Linked DNA regions of Homo sapiens: region 1 is linked to region 2. A link is an interaction called in ENCODE POLR2A ChIA-PET data of the cell type or tissue named here. Cell type or tissue: GM12878. All regions are shown on one strand. Each heading gives the region's core, and the rest is flanking DNA. Links, peaks and the distances in the headings are about the cores only. Region 1 overlaps HIVEP3 (HIVEP zinc finger 3). Region 2 overlaps HIVEP3 (HIVEP zinc finger 3).

The links. ChIA-PET counts read pairs that join two places held together with the same protein. Peaks named below come from ENCODE experiments on the same cell type or tissue, not always from the same donor. Only the 100,000 strongest peaks of a DNase experiment are listed, where the experiment ranks them.
Region 1: POLR2A ChIA-PET joins it to region 2 with 5 read pairs; 2 of 35 experiments call an interaction of 5 or more read pairs at or near these places.

What each region holds. Positions count from the first base shown.
Region 1 is chr1:41,640,070-41,642,973 of GRCh38, reverse strand. All of the region lies in intron 2 of HIVEP3 (HIVEP zinc finger 3), which reads left to right. Among named protein-coding and RNA genes, the nearest start is that of EDN2, 160 kb to the right of the region's middle. In GM12878, for the core only: no CTCF peak of the experiment used is centred there; a DNase peak (open chromatin) is centred at 1,333; H3K27ac peaks cover 231 bases.
Region 2 is chr1:41,727,256-41,730,159 of GRCh38, reverse strand. The region is part of intron 1 of HIVEP3 (HIVEP zinc finger 3); the gene reads left to right. Among named protein-coding and RNA genes, the nearest start is that of HIVEP3, 190 kb to the left of the region's middle. RefSeq lists an enhancer at 1,734-1,803. In GM12878, for the core only: no CTCF peak of the experiment used is centred there; DNase peaks (open chromatin) are centred at 1,249 and 2,639; H3K4me3 peaks cover 358 bases; H3K27ac peaks cover 2,067 bases.

The sequences.
Region 1 (2,904 bases), core at 209-2,708, 87 kb after region 2:
AGGAAGAGGGAGAAGAAGTCAGTGATGGTTCCTGGACTTCCACACATGCCTCAGATGCAAGGTCCCATGCTGAGACTCAGAGTCTGAGTAGCTGTGAGCCCCTAGGGGTCCTGGCCCCTGGCTGACACCCCAGTCTGCCGGGTCCCTCAAGAAGAACCGAGAGGATCATGTGGACACTGATGGGCTGCAGATTGATCTTCACCAACACACACCCAAATAGCTTTCCCTGTCGACGGGGTTAGTAAATTGAGAGAATTCAGTATTTATTCACTCACAGTCACCAATTATGTTCAAGGCTCTGTGAGTGACACGGATGCATCACACACATCCCAGTCCTGTCCTCAGAGATCAGATGGTTTGTCTGTGATGCCCACACACATTTGTATGTATTATATTGCACCCATACAAGGTAGAGAAGGTAAACACCACGACAAAGAGATCAAATCCTTAAATGAAAGATCATTCCTGGCCAGAGAGAGAGTAGAGTCATGGAGGGCTTTGTGGAGGAGGAGGCCTATGAGGTGGGCTCACCCAGGCTGGTGTGGGTTGGATTTAGCCACGTTAAAATGGAGAGAAATATTCCAGACAGAGACAACTGCAAAGAGGCATGAATGTGGAGCATGGCAGTTGGCAAGAGCGGGGCTTTGCAGGGGAGTGTTGATGCCGAGGCAGCCTGGCATATTTGTAAAGTGCAGACATTACTCTCTAAGGAGAACCACTGAAGGATTTGGGATTTGGGGCGAGGAGTGACTTGGTGAGAGCTGGCTATCAGGACAGTCTGTCTGGGTCTATGGATCGGTGGGCTGGGCAGGACAGTGCAGACGCTGTTGCTGTTGGTTCACACAAGAGAGGATGGGCAGTAGGGTCTGAGCCAGGGTGGGGGCAGGAAATCCTTGTCCATTCATTAACATGGATTGAGGCTTTGGGCCAGGCCCTGTTCTAAGCACTTTATGTGCACTACCTGATTGAGTCCTTCTCAAAGTCCAGCCAGGTAGGCGCCACTGTCATTCCCACTTTACAAATGATAGTTCACGGAGGCCCGGAGATGTCATGTCAATAACTCAGAGCATAGCTAGGAGGTGGAGGAGGCGGGATGCAAACCTAGTAGCCTGTGCTCTTAAATTCTCTTAAATCTCACCCTAAAAATGGCATCCCAAAGGGACTGAGCACACTAAGAGTGGACCTGCCAGGGTTGGGGGTGGCTCTGAGGGTTGACCCAGAGCTGCAGGTCCTCTTGCCGTAGCAACTGGCTCCTGTCACCCCCTGTAAGCAGTGTTGGGCCCCACAGGGCCTGCTCTGGTTCACCGACTCGAAACCAGAGCCCACATATAGGTGGTGACAATGTAAATAACTGATGCAATGGAAACTTTCTATGGAAAAAGGTACCCACTCAAACAGCCACAAAGTCCAAAAAAAGGAAGAACACCACAGCAGACCAAGTGGGCCCTGTGGCACACAATTTCCTTTGGCACAGCCTTTCTGTCTGGCTGAATCTCTGAACTGGTGGAGGTGGGGATGGGGTGGAAGATGGGGTAGCACTGGGCAGGAGTGGGGCAGGTTGAGATCTAGACCAGAAGCCTGGCTGGGTCCCCGGAGGACCCTGGGTCACCAGGCTTCCCCTCTTAGCTAAGGGGGCAGCTGTCGTGTGGGCAGAAAGCAATTCTGCCTCCAAAAACACACACCTGTTATCACAGTCTTCCTAGTAGGCATGAATTACTCCCTGCCCCTGTCCTACTGTGGGCCAGTGGTGGAGGTTCTGTAGTCCCCGGGATCTCCCGAGGCCTCCACCTGCTTTGCTGTGAATAAGTTGCAGCAATCTTGTTATGGGATCTGGTATCTTCTTATTTTAGAAGATGAAATAATCATAAACATAAGTAAAGCTAAAAGATCAGAAGTAACCAGAAGAGGAAGAGGGAGAAGGTGGATTTTTCTGGGAAGCCAACCGTACCATTTTGTTCTTACCCCAGCCCAGGGCGTGCACTCTTGCTCTTGTTTCAGAGGTGAGGAAACAGACTCACAGGTGGTCAAGGACTCGAAGAAGGCCACACAGTGTCTAAGACCAGTAATGTCCAGTTTTATTTAATGCCAGAGCCTTGGGCCCTCCTGCAGTGCAAGGCTGTCCACATCTCTCTGTTTTCAAAGCCTCAGTTTCCTCAGTTGTCAGATGGTGATGATGGAGCCTGACCGTAGCATTAGTATGACTGTGAAAAAATGCAGGGACAGCCTTTGCACGTGGAAGACACTCAACAAATGTTGGGTTCTTCCTCTACCTCTGGCTTCTGTGTCTACAACCCGGGGAGATTTAGAAGCCTTCTTGCGGGGAAGCAGCTCAGGTTTTGGGCTCCCTGGGAGAAAGGGCCAGAACCACTGATTTTCTTATCTATCTTCCCTGCTAGATCCATCACAGCCTGAGACATGGACAAGGTCTTCTTCACCTTTGCACCCTGGGGTCTAGCCCAGTGATGGAGAGTGTCTTGTCCAAGGTCACTTAGCTGGGTGCAGCTGGACCTCAAATGTGGGGCTGCCTCATGGGATTTCTATTGCACCCAGAGAGGGAACACGGTGTCTTCTCTGCTCCCCTGTGTAGAGTGCCTAGTTCCAGGGGGCTTTCTGTGACAGAGGGCTGCGAGGTGTGGCCTGATATAGCAGGAAGCGACCTCACTGCTCCTCCCACACCTACCTTCCCCCGCCCCCCAACCCCCGCCCCAGCAGCTCTCAGAACCTTCATCTCCAAGTGCAGCTCCTCCAGTCTCGTCTGTTCCTCCTCCCGCCACTCCGGTATTCTCCTCGACTCCTGGGCTGGGTGCTCCCCATATACACCAGCAACACCTCCCTTCCTTGTCCCTGCAGTGCCTGAAAACCATGAACTTTTCTTCTGCCAAATCCCAGTGTAGAGTTTATGAG
Region 2 (2,904 bases), core at 140-2,639:
GCAGGAGGAGCCTGCCTAGTCTCTTGAGGGCCCCTGTGAGAAAGGGGGCGAATTCCCACAGGAAGATGAAAGCCCCTTGCTCTGCAGTCACGTTTCCTAAGGTTAAACACGCTCAACCCCGACTAGCTGGAGGACCTTGGCCGACTCACTTTCCCTCTCTTGGCCTTCGTGTCTTCATCTGGAAAACAGGCACAGTATTCCCTGCCCTGCCTTTGTGCCTCCCTTCCTGTCTCCCTCTGTGGGCTGGTGTGAGGATCCAGAGTGGTAGTGGAGGAGAGGGAACCGGAAACTCACATGACACTTCCTGTCGAGAGCAAGAACGCACCTCTTCCCGGCTCCAGCACCTCGCACCTTTCAACACAGAATCAAAGACTGGGCTGGGTTACCTAGAGTTAATTGGAGGTAACTAGAGGAACAAGGACACATGGCTGAAAGGACTGTCACCTTCAGGAGGCCCTGGTCCCAAGCCTAGGGCTGCTACTTACAAGCTGGTGGCCTCGGTCAGGGCCCTTCTCCCTCTCTTCTCTTCACTTTCTCCTTCTGTAAAATGAGTAGGGAGTTGGAAAGGAGGAGTTTAGAATTCCTCTAAGAATATTCCAGCTTTAAAGTCAACGGGGACCCATTCAGAATAAAAAGGTCAGTGACGGATATCAGGCCCTTTGCCAACAGCAAGTTTGGGAACCCTGGGAAACCCGTGGTCCCTGGACATAGAGTTGAGGGAGTGAGGCAGTGACGATGAGCTTTGCCAATCTGAGAACCAGTGCCTTCTCAGTTTCTTGCCAGTTTTGCAGATGAGCAGTTGATTTACAGAGTTGGAGTGAGTTGCCTCAAGTCACAGAGCCAGGGTGAGAGATAGCATGGGCCCAGGTCTGCCCTGTTCTTCACAACATAATGTTGGAAGTAGAGGGAAAGGCAGGGAAAGGGGCTGCCGGTTACTGATCACCCCTGTGCACTGGGCTCTCTGCTTCCCCCAGGATCTCGTTTTATTCCCACAGCCACCTTGGGAGGTGGACTCCCTGAATGGAACCCCTGAGGGTGGCGGAGACAGTAGTCTGATTTCTGGTTGTTCCTGGATGGCTGTGTGTTGGGGGAAGCACGTGGCCAAGGCAGCCTGGGTAACCCCTAGTCCATGTGGGAGATGGTGACTGAGAGCGAGATTGCAGCCACGTGGAGATTGTGGGCAGCAGTGTGGCTGGGACAGCAGCTGCTCTCCCTATGCAAATGAGGCCCTCAGCACCCACCATCCAGCACTGAGCAAACACCCAGCAGAGAAACCCCCTCCTAAACCTCTCTGGGACCCTAGCCTGTGCCTTCTGACACCTTCACCGCAGCAGCTGCCTGTACTCTAAGCCCAGTCCCAGGCCACAGCAGTTCACAAGAACCATGCCCACCCCTTGGGGGAATTCCCGTGTCTGTCTGGAGACAAACTGCAGCCTAGGCAAGTCTGGCTGTAGAAGCTGACCCTAGAAGCCAGCCCTGCATTAAGAGCTGACTGTAGCATCCCCAGTGGCATGCCCGTATCACTTCCAGGGCCAGTCTGAGAACTGTCAGTGGGGCTGTAGATTGAGAACAAGTCTGGCCTCATCCACCCTCTGCAGATCCCAAGCATATCGCCTTTGGCCCCTCCCCTGCACATTTGCTCATGCTGTCCCCTTGGGATTACATTTCACCCCCCCTTACTCCCCCTGCTCTGTCGCCTTGGCAGAACCAGCCCCGCATCCCCTGCCCAGCACTGAGTGCCCCAGGCCTGGGTGCCGTCTATCATTACAGCCTGCTCATGTCCTTGGACTCCAGCTCCCCTCTAGGCTGGGCACTCCCTGGGCTGGGGCTGAGGAATTTGTGCCTGGCTTTGGATTGAGTGTGGTCTCATTTATTCCTTGCAACCTAGAAGACAGATATGCTTATTGTTCTAGCTTTATGGGTGAAGAAAGATACTCAGAGAGGTCAAGTCACTTGCTCAAGGTTGCACAGCTACCAAGTAGGAGAGCTGGGATAAGGAACTGGAGTTGCATGCAGAGTCTGTAATTGGGAATAGACTGGCCCTTATTCAGCCCTTTGTTCCCAGGCCTGACAAAGCCTAGGGTGATTAAGGACCAGCAAGCGTTGATGCATTCTTGTTCAACAATAAGATGGTGGATACTCTCCCTGTCTGTTCCCCAGGTATCCTGAAGGTGCACCCTGCCGCTGTGTGCACAGCCCACCTACCCCAACATGCACCCGTCAGGCCCTGGATGAGGGCATTTGCTCAGGAGATCCTTCCAGCAGTGTGGTGGGCTCAGGATGGTTATACCCATTTTATAGATAGGAAACTGGGTACTAGAGAGGTCTAATAAATGTCCCAGAATGACCCAGCAGGAAGTAGCTGACTACGACTCCAGCCCAGGGCTTGGGGCTCTGTGTCTGGTGCTCCTTCCTAGGCTGGCGGGATGAGGCCATGCTTGCCAAAGTCACCCGGGCTGCCTCTGGCCCAAAGTGACGGAGCAGTTGGTCAGCTAGTCCTCCACCCCGAGGCCTCTGAGAAGAGAGGAAACACCGGTCTGCGGGGGATTCCTCCGGCGGCGCCGCGCCCCTCAGCCACTTCCTCTGGACACTCTCGTTTTCTTTGTCACTTGTTTTAGTTTCTGCTTTTCTTCCCTCGTTCCTTTTTCTCAAGGCCACTTTCATTTCCGTCTGGCAGTGTCCCCCCAGCCCACCCCTACTCCTCTCTGCTCAGCTCCCACTGCCTGCTGCCACTTTGGGATCCCCAGAGGCCTTGCCTGCCTGGGCCACATTTCCCAGCTGGTAGGGGTCAGGCACAGGAAGGGGCTGCCTCCCGGCTTCATCCCTCGTGGTGGGGAAGCTGAGGTGGCTGTCAGATCGCCCTAGGATCCCAAGCAGCCCCAGGTTCCCTGCTTAGCCTCTCTG